2 separate regions of the Homo sapiens genome follow, and region 2 is linked to region 1. A link is an interaction called in ENCODE POLR2A ChIA-PET data of the cell type or tissue named here. Cell type or tissue: PC-9. All regions are shown on one strand.

Region 1 (5,000 bases):
TCCCCATTTCCCTCTTACTATCTTCTGTTCCCACTCTCGTCAAAGTGAGTCTTCACTTATATCTGTTCATTCCCCTGTTGTTTCTGGTCTGAGCAAAGCAATGGGACAGTTTCTTTCTTTCACCATCTGTGCTCTCTGGGAGGTTAATGTAGCAATATTTGTAACAATTAGTAAAAAGGAGTCTTCCCTTTGATCCTTCGCACCTGTAGCTACAGTTCCCAGTTTGCTTTTTTATGGCCAGATTTTTGGCACCTGGGAGTATGATTCCAGGACTTCAAAATATTTCAGTAGCAAAGTGAAAGATTCTAATGTTATACGATAATAATCGATTATATTTATTGAGTACTCACCATGTGCTAAGCTAATTACCATAATTACTCAGGGTAAATTATGTATATCATATGGTATCTTATTTTCATCAATACCATAATCTTGTGAGTTGTCATTATCCCCATTTTACAGATGAGGAAATTGAGTCAGAGAGAAGTTAAGAAATTTACCCATGGTTGTCAGCTTAAAAGTGGCAGAGCCAGGATTTGAACCCAGGCAGTCTAACTCTAATAACTGTGTTTACTTGTTATGCTGACTTACCCAATGGTAGATACCTTAGGTTCTGGAAAGAGCTCTGCACCTGAAGTTAGGAAACTGGAGTGGGCCCTGGCTCTGCCCTTTATCAGTTGGCCTTTTAATGGGGAGGGGATGCCCAGTTTCCTGAGTATTGTCTTCCTCATTGCTCTCCTTGAGATGCAGTTAGTCTAAAGCTGATTCAAAGCACATGCTGGGGCTGCAAGGCGCTCGAGTTAGAAAACCATCTGATATTCTGTAGTACTGATGGTTTGTTTCATCACCATTTCTGCTATATCCAAACTATAAAAACGCCCAGGTGGGCCAGGTGCGGTGGCTCACACCTGTAATATCAGCACTTTGGGAGGTTGAGGCAGGAGGATTTCTTGAGTCCAGGAGTTCTAGACCAGCCTGGGCAACATAGCGAGACCCTACAACAAATTTTTTTAAATGAACTGGGCATGGTGGCATTTAGTCCTAGCTACTTGGGAGGCTGAGGTGGGAGGATCCCTTGAGTACAGGAATTCAAGTCTGCAGTGAGCTATGAGTGCATCACTGCACTCTAGCCCGGGTGACAGAATAACACCTTGCTAAAAAAAAAAAAAAAATTGAACAACAACAACAAAAAACATTCAGATGAAAGCCCATTGGAAGAACATAAAAATATTTGAAAAATTCCAAAATCAGGCTTTACTTGATATTTGGGTTCTACTTTTATAAATCTGTATTAAAAAACAGATTCAATGTCACAGTTCAGTTTGTCATGGAAGCCCCACCTCCCACCAAAACCAGGGCCTAGGTTAGTGGATGGGCCAAGGAGGGCATGGTGCTTAGGAAGAGTCCCAGGTTTGAGGCTCTTTGGCAGGGATGGGGATCAGCCCTGTTCAGTTTTGTGTACCAAACTCCTGAGCCACTCAGTCCAGGGAAAATACCAAATTGCTGGTAACCTAAATGGGAACCAGCAAGGTGTAGCAGAAGGAACATAGGGAGATCTGGGTTTTATTGAATCGTGACTCCCTAAAATACCACCAAATCCCTTGCTGCTAAGGCAAGGCCGAGTTTATTGCTTGCTGAGGTCAGAGTCAGCTTTGCCTTGATGGAGTCTTAATGTCTCAGAGGGTATAGAGTAAAATTGGGATATTTATGAGGTTTTGGGGAGTCTTCATGAGGATGGGGTGGAGCATGATATAAAAGCTTAAGATTAGTGGATACAGCAAAGCCAGAGTTTTGCAGAGACTTGGTTTGATGCTATATATTGAAAAACTGAGCAGTTGTAAATAGGTTTTTGAGAAGTTCTTGAAACAAATAATAACATTTTTGCAGCTTTGATCTTTCTGGCAAAGAGTTTCCTGAGGAAGAGCAAAGTCATGTTGATGACGACAATGGAATTGGAAAGTCCTGGCAGGGAAGTCAGCTGAAGAGTCATTTTAGCATAGACAGTAAGCTGTCTGGATACAGGCCGTTTTTGGTTCTCAGTCTGACCCCTGGCAGTAGCTTGCCAACTGTGTAACCAAGTCCTTGTTTGTGAAATAGAGATACTCCTCCCTACCTGACAAGGTATTTTTGAGCATTGAGTCATATGATATGTATACAGTACCCCGAACAGAGTAAGTACTCAACTATTAGTTCCTGTTCTTTATATGCTATCTCAAACCAAGGCTCATTACAAGCAAAATTGTATTATATTGATATATGACTCTGTTAGGGTTCGATTGCAGACAATTGAATTCACTCTAGCTAGTTTATGCTGAAATGGGATTTATTATACGTGTTAGTACTACATTTGCTTACTGACTCCATGGGAGGGCTGAAGAACCAATACTAAGTTGAACTTTCAGGAATAACTGTCAAAAACTATCTTGAAGGACTGGGCTGCCAAGAGAGCTGCTGCCTCTGCATAATCATGAGGCTGATGCCCAAGAATAGTGCTGCTGTAGCCAGGGTCCCCAGCAGCAAAACAGGTCTGCTGCACTCTGCCTTTCTCTGCACAGGACTTAGCTCTCAATCAAGATCTTGCGCAATGCATCTGCTCCAGGGAACCTAATTCCCACATAAAACCTCTGCTGCAAGGGCATCTGGGAAGTGTAGTTTTTGGTTATCCAGCCTCATCGTGCTAGAAGGGGGTTGGACTGGATGTTGAGCAAGCCAGTTGACATTATCCACCATAGCTGCTACTAACATTTTACCATCCAGCCACGGTGGCTTCACAGATAAGGGACCTCAGGCACTGGCCTCTTCTCTTTCCCCTTCCTTGTCATTTTACTGCCTGCTGGACTGTTAGCCTTAATGGGAGGAGAGGCAACTAGAGGAGCACAAATAAACTGCTCTTCTTTGCTCTTTACAGGCAAAAGAGGAAAGGTGAAAATGAATGGCTGCTGGTGTAATGTACAGAGCATTAGGGTAGAAAAATTACACCTGCGTGTGTGTACTTGGGTTCATTGTCCTTATTCTGCCTACCCCAGGCTTTGGGCAATGTACTTTTCCCCATGACCCAAATATAGTTCACATCCACGTTCACCTCATCTTGTTCTCAGCCCCGTCTTCCTTGAGTCATTCATTAATCATGACACATCACACAGTTGCATGAGAAGTAGGTACATTTACTGTGCATCTGGACCACCCTCTTGAAAATCCCTTTGAGACCCATTCTCTCAATGAGGAATGGAAAGCATCATGTTTGAAGAGAGTGGAAGCCTGGGTTTTTGCTGTAGGCCAGCCCATTTCCTTGCTCTGTGATCTTCGGCAAGTCATTTAACCTTTTGCTTCAGTTTCTTTGTGTATAAAATGAGACGGCTGGGGCATATGGGCCTGATGGCTTCCTTTCACTTCTTTGGTTCTGTCGTCTCTTTGGGGGAGTTCAACTCTCAAATGACAGTTGAGAAGGTGACTTGTTTTCTGAAGTGAGACCAGTGGGTTTTGCCACCTTTTCTGTGACCTTGACATCCTAATAAAGATTTTCACTGGCTTGGTTTCTATCACTCTTCTAGCACTTTCTGCACTCACTGCATTGTATTTCTGATGTTTTGTTGGCACTTCTGTCTTCCCCACAGTCTTTAAAGACAGCTCTCCTTTCTTATCTTCTTAGCTTTAGACCTTACAGAAAAGGCCAAACCTTCCCTCCATGGTTTGCAAACAGAAAACACCAAAGACATTTCTAGACCACACTTCTGTTTTAATTTGTGCATTTTACCTCTAGAGAGCCTTGTACTTGCTCCCTGCTTATTCTCATTCCTTACTCCATTACCAAAAAACCCAGCTTAGTTTATTTCCAGTGGTAATGGGACCATATCACTTAACATTTGGGATGCTCAAGAGGTACAAAGTCAAGCAAGCTCATGCGTCATTACAAAGATGAACTATTGCCTTTGTTAGGCAGCAGAAAGGACCCACTCGGGAAGTGAAGGTTAATGTTCGGTTTCATAGTGAAGTATAAAAAGGTCAGAAGGAGCCATAAAATTTTCATAGTGTTTATGCTGCCTCTTCTTGCTTGGCCTGCACTCTCAATTCCATCTGAGGCAGGAGGTTTATGATTTAGAGCCTTAGCTGATCTGCATAATCCATTAAAATGTCACTTTTTTAATTGCAGAAGCTATTCCTCTGAAGCATACACCTGCCGCTGCTGGAATTTATAGCCAGGACATGGTGTGATTTGTGTTTGGAATGAATGTAGCCACCTCTGCCATCCCAGGCTGCCCTCAATAATGTCCCTCTCATCATCCCCAGAAACTGAAGGCGAGTTGAAATGACTCCTGCACCACAGTGTTCCGTGTTCTCCTCCTGGTGCCTTTAGGGACTCATTTCTCTCTGTCAGTAATTGCTCTGCTGGTGCCACATTTCATACAGGGGAGAATTCTACACACAGCATCAAATGAGAGTGGGTTTTGAGGGAGGCTTTGGAACTGGCTGCTTTTAGCACATTGGTGATCACATTGTGCCAAGAAGCTGCCAAGGGAGCCTTCATTAGTGTGTGGCATGGGACTGGCTTGGAGAGTTTAGAGCAGGGCAGGATCTCTCACTCTCTCTCTCATGTCTCTCTCTCTTTCATATATCTCTCTCAGTCTCTTGATCTCTTGATTTCTCTTTCTTTCGTGTCTTGTTCTGTCACCCAGACTGGAGTGCACTGCTGTGATCTCGGCTTACTGCAACCTCTACCTCCCGGGTTCAAGTGATTCTCCTGCCTCAGCCCCCCGAGTAGCTGGGACTACAGGCATGCACCACCACTCCCAGCTAATTTTTCGTACTTGTAGTAGAGATGGGGTTTCACCATGTTGGCCAGGCTGGTCTTGAACTCCTGACCTCAAGTGATCCACTCGTCTCGGCCTCCCAAAGTGCTATGATTACAGATGTGAGCCACTGTGCATGGCCAGGACAAGGTTTGTTTCTAAGACCCCAGGACTGTTTGTCTCTGAAGTAAACAGATGTGGAGGACACTAATG
Region 2 (5,000 bases), 140 kb after region 1:
TCTTATTGTCATGCAACTCATTAGCATTGGAAGAAATGTGTTAGGGAAAGTGGGCCTTTTACCTTAACCTCAACTTCCACCTCAAGGGTGTTATAAATAAAGTTACGGTGCTGCAAAAGAAATAGCACTTGAATGTAAAATTTTCTTTTCAATTCTCAGCAAGGCAAGTTACTTCTATAGAAGGGTGCACCCTTATAGATGGAGCAATGGTGAGCGCACACTTGGATAAGGGAGGGGAAGGGGTTCTCACCCCTGACGCATGTGGCCTCTGCTGCTGTATCGTTCCCCTATTGGCTAAGGTTAGACTGCACAGGCTAAACTAATTCCGATTGGCTGATTTAAAGAGAGTGACGGGGTGAGTGGTTTGGGGGGGTGGAAATGGTTATGACAGAGCAGGTAATTGGAATGAGTCAGGGTAGAGTAGGTAATCAGAATGAGTCAGGGTGGAGCAGGTAATCGGAATGAGTCAGGGTGGAGCAGGTAATTGGAATGAGTCAGGGTGAACCAGGTAATCGAAAAAGGTTTCTTTACAAGGAAGTTAAGTTTAAAAGTAGAAGGCAAAGAATTGAGCATACTGACATACTGATTCTTTGAAAAGAAATTTAGAACTTCTATCTATCTAACAAGGGGAAGTGGACAGAATTTATTTCAGTTTAAGTTCACAAAGCTTGATTGAATGCCAAGTGCCTGTGCTAGGCTCCTGAGAAACAGAGGTGAAATGGGTTCAGGGAGTATCCAGTCTTGGGGAAGTCATACTTTAAGTAAGCAAATCCAAGTGTGATGAGAGGAAGCCAGGTATAATGAGAGCTAGTCTTGTTTCTATCTGTAGCTATCGAGAGATGATTGGTGGCCGCATCAAGCCTGTGGAGAGTATACTTGGACCTTCCAATTAAAGGGAACTCCCCATGCAGAATGGAAACCCTGTGGGGGAAGCAGAGGCTGATCTTCATTTGGGGATCATGGGGTAGGTGGCAGTGGGAGCCTGGAGAAAAAGTCTCCACCTTCCCAGCAAAGGTAGCACTTATGTATGTGTGTATATATATAACATATATATGTGTGGTGGCCTAGCACTCCCCTACCAACCTTACTCGGAGAACTCACCCACCCCCAGTACTACCCCACCCCAGGGCTCTTGGGGCAGTGGGAATAGGGAGATGTTGCTAAGGAGTATGCTTTTGCCCTAAGGCACAACTATAAATTCATGTGATAATAGATCTACCAATATGTCTGGAAATGCACAGCACAGCTCAGGGGTGGGGAAATTGTACCTCAGCTCACCCCTGTGCTGTTAATCTCCCACCTGGGAGCAGTTGAGCATTAAGCCTCCGTTATGTATCAGGGAGACTCTGGATGTAGGGAGGAAGGGCCTTGTGTGGCTAGCAACCAGCATGAACAGGACATTTACATGAGAGGCAGTGCCGTGCTGCAGGATGTGCATGGGTCAGGAGCTGGGAGCAGGAGGCTCTGCCATTGCCTGCTTCTGCATAACTTTAGATAAGTCACCTCCCCATATGTAAAATGGGGCTTGAGTTTAATGATCTCCTAAAGTCCCTTCAGGCTCTGAAATTCAGTTCTGAATGTTCTATGCATTGTGAAGAACGTAACTTTCAAGGGTTGCATTCGTGTTCTAGAAGGTATCGCCAGGCAAAACCACATCTCAACAGGCAGATCTGCTGGCTTTCAGGGAGCACATTTCCCACTCAGCGACCTTAAGCTTTTTCTCTTAAGAGCTTCTAAGAGCAGAAGAGCCCCAATATGTCCCCCAGCCCAGGAGTTTGGGGGGCATGCACCCAGGCATGAAATGTCTTTGAGTTCTTGTTTATGATCGCAAAGGTAACTTTACATTCTACTCCAGAATCTGTCCTTGCTCTTATTAGTATAAAAATATTACAATATTTTAAATTACTTACTGTAGATGTTTGTTGATAAATCTAGACTTAGAGGCTGATAGAAAACCTCACTTTTCATCTTGAACTTTAGCCAAGTCCTAACTCTAGGAGATAAGATGACAAGAAACGTGTAATTTTTTTGTGCTTTCTATATTTTCACTTTCTTTGCTAATGAGCATGTATTAATTTAATGCTAAAAAGGTAAATATACTTTTTAAAATGAAGTATAATGCAGTTATGACCTTCATGTGTAATATTTAAGGAGGGAAGGACTCCCCATTTTGGGTGAATTCCCTCATTTACTTGCTGTGCTTATTTTATATATCAAGGTGCTTTATACATAGTAATTACATGGAAATATGTGTGGTTGAATGAATAAAGTAATAGTGATGATTATGATGATGACAGCAACTAGTATTGTTTTTACCATGTGCTACTATTCTAAAATCTTTAGATGTACCTTTATTTAATCCTTATAAAAGCCTTTGAGGCAGTATTATCCTCATTTTACAGATGAGGAAACTGAAATACCAGAAAGTTAAAGTAACTCTCCTGGTTGGAATGTTTTGAACACCCTGTCTTTTATCTTCTCTGTGCACCTTTATGGGGTCTAGCTATTGCTGTGGCATCCGCCACAAGGCAGCAGCCTCCCCATATTGCCTTGGCAGTCCCTATCTCTTCCCTTCTGTGTTCTTGCACCTTGAGATTCATGCACGTCCAGACTGGTGGAATAAACTCCTACAGGCATCCCCACCTAATGATGGCACAGAAGCCTCAGAGCAAGAAAGCAGACACTTACGAAGCAAGCATTCATTAGCAGGCAAGCACGAGACCGTCCATGCAGCCTGTTCTGGAAGCTTATGAAGTTCCAGCTGTCTGCCCACCCTGGTACTGAAGCTGCTCGCTGGAATGAAAGGTTCAGTGAAGAAAGGCAGGAGAACGTTCTAGATCAGTAGATTTCAAATTTGAACAGGCATCGGAATCTCCTGGCGGGCTTATTAAAGCACAGATGGCTGGGCCTCACCCCCAGAGCTTCTGATTGCGTACCACGCTTTAAGAGCTGTGATCTAGAAGCAGGATTTTGTTATTCTGTCTGATAAGTAGCATCAGGCAATCAGCACTTCCTTAACCAAAGGCTGGACACAGGACCATTTAGGGAGTGAATCTAGAATGCTACCCCTCCAGGTGTAGATTACAAGACATTCCAGGGTCTTATACCCTAAGGCATAGGGGTGGGGAATGTCTCTAAAAGATTTTAGAAAGTACCGTTAATGTCATCGGTGAAAGCCATTTCTCGAGTCTGTTACACTAACAGGCAGAGCCTGCAGCATTGGTCAATCTATGGGCAACTGAAGTGCACACCGATAGCCAGAGTGTGGCCTTCCTGATAGAGTGCTGGCTGAGTACCCCAGTAGTGTGAATTCCTAGATAGGGCACGTAGGATATAATTTAAATTAGCACAGATGCATCCTAGCACCTGTCCAAGTGAATGTTTTAGAGTAAATTACAGAGCACCTTCACGGGAAGGAAAGTAAACACATCAATGGGCTTTGTTTCCTCCCACAGACTGAGCCTGAAATCATAGAGGAAACCAACATTGACAGAGTTCCTGAGCCCCGGGGCTATTCCAGGTCTCGACAGGTGAAAGGCCACTCGGAGACCTCCACACTGAGCTCCCAGCCATCCATCGACGAGGTCAGGCAGCAGATGCACATGCTGCTGGAGGAGGCCTTCAGCCTGGCATCCGCGGGCCACGCAGGCCAGAGCCGGCACCAAGAGGCCTACGGCTCAGCCCAGCACCTGCCCTATTCGGAGGTGGTGACCAGCGCTCCGGGGACCATGACGCGGCCCAGGGCCGGGGTGCAGTGGGTGCCGACCTACCGCCCAGAAATGTATCAGTACAGTCTGCCCCGGCCGGTAAGTCATTCATTCCACCCACCTGCCATCATCTGGTCAGTCTGCCCAGTGAGTTCCAACAGGAGACTCAGAGCAGGGGCTTCTACAGATAAAAAGCTTTGGGATCTGGAGATGAACTATGCCAGGCCCTCATCCCATCATCCCATCTTCCACCCATGATCCAAAGCCTAAGCTTTTTGACTCCTGTGGACAATGCACGTGAGAATCCCTTCTTTCCAGCCATAATGTATTTTAGAATGAATTGCCTTTTCTACTATCCCTTCTATAAATGGCTGACCATATTCTTCACGCACTGGTGGTTTCCTACACTTTCAAGCCTGAGACCCATTTTAAATATCAAAAGGCATCTCAGAGCCACATGCTAAGGGGTTGTGTGGCCTGGTGGTTTAAGCGCACAGGCTTTGAGCCAGATGGCTCGAATTTAAATCTCAGGTCTACCAGATGAAAGTTGACAGAATCAGAATGGAATCACTTGTGTTAAATAAAATTAAATGAAAAATTTTGAAAACCTGGCAAATAGAGCCAAGGAAGGCCAGGGAGAGTTTCATGCATAAATCCATGATAGCAAGAACTATCATAAAAGACTCTGCAAAAATCACAATCTTGCACAAAGGCCATTGCAACCTTACACACACACAAAATACTTGTGCGAGGACATCTGTCCAGCAACTGCCTGTCCAGGCTTGGACTGGTACCACACTCGTCATTGATTTTTGCAGCCAAGAATAATTATTTCAAAACAATTATGCAATCCTCCCTCTTTTTCCTTTAAAAACTTGTGTCTTCCTTTGCCTCCCTGAACACAGTTTACTATGGCATGGGTATTCCCATTGCAATAACCATTCCCAAATAAACATCATTATTTTTAGAGACCAAAAAAAAAAAAATCTGTTATTTAGGTTGACAGCCACTTCCTGGCTTTGTAACTTGGGGAAATTGTTTAAATTCTTTACAAATAAGAAAAATAAGCTACGTCCTAGACTTGTAAAGATTAAATGAGTTGGTGTATGTAAGGTACTATAAGAATGCTTGGTACGTAGGAAATGCTATAAAAATATTAATCATGGGTTGGACATGGTGGCTCACACCTATAATCCCAGCACTTTGGGAGGCCAAGATGGGCCGATCACTTGAGCTCAAGAGTTCGAGACCAGTCTGGGCAACGTGGTGAAACCCCATCTAAACAAAAATTAG

What was found. ChIA-PET counts read pairs that join two places held together with the same protein. Peaks named below come from ENCODE experiments on the same cell type or tissue, not always from the same donor. Only the 100,000 strongest peaks of a DNase experiment are listed, where the experiment ranks them.
Region 2: POLR2A ChIA-PET joins it to region 1 with 11 read pairs; 1 of 35 experiments calls an interaction of 5 or more read pairs at or near these places.

The regions. Positions count from the first base shown.
Region 1 is chr11:33,505,558-33,510,557 of GRCh38, forward strand. All of the region lies in intron 1 of KIAA1549L (KIAA1549 like), which reads left to right. Among named protein-coding and RNA genes, the nearest start is that of KIAA1549L, 130 kb to the left of the region's middle. In PC-9, no CTCF peak of the experiment used is centred here; DNase peaks (open chromatin) are centred at 2,107 and 2,604.
Region 2 is chr11:33,642,231-33,647,230 of GRCh38, forward strand. KIAA1549L (KIAA1549 like) reads left to right here. Exons shown (of 21, transcript NM_012194.3): 17 at 3,456-3,806. Among named protein-coding and RNA genes, the nearest start is that of C11orf91, 56 kb to the right of the region's middle. RefSeq lists enhancers at 3,207-3,708, 3,709-4,208. In PC-9, no CTCF peak of the experiment used is centred here; a DNase peak (open chromatin) is centred at 551; H3K27ac peaks cover 1,419 bases.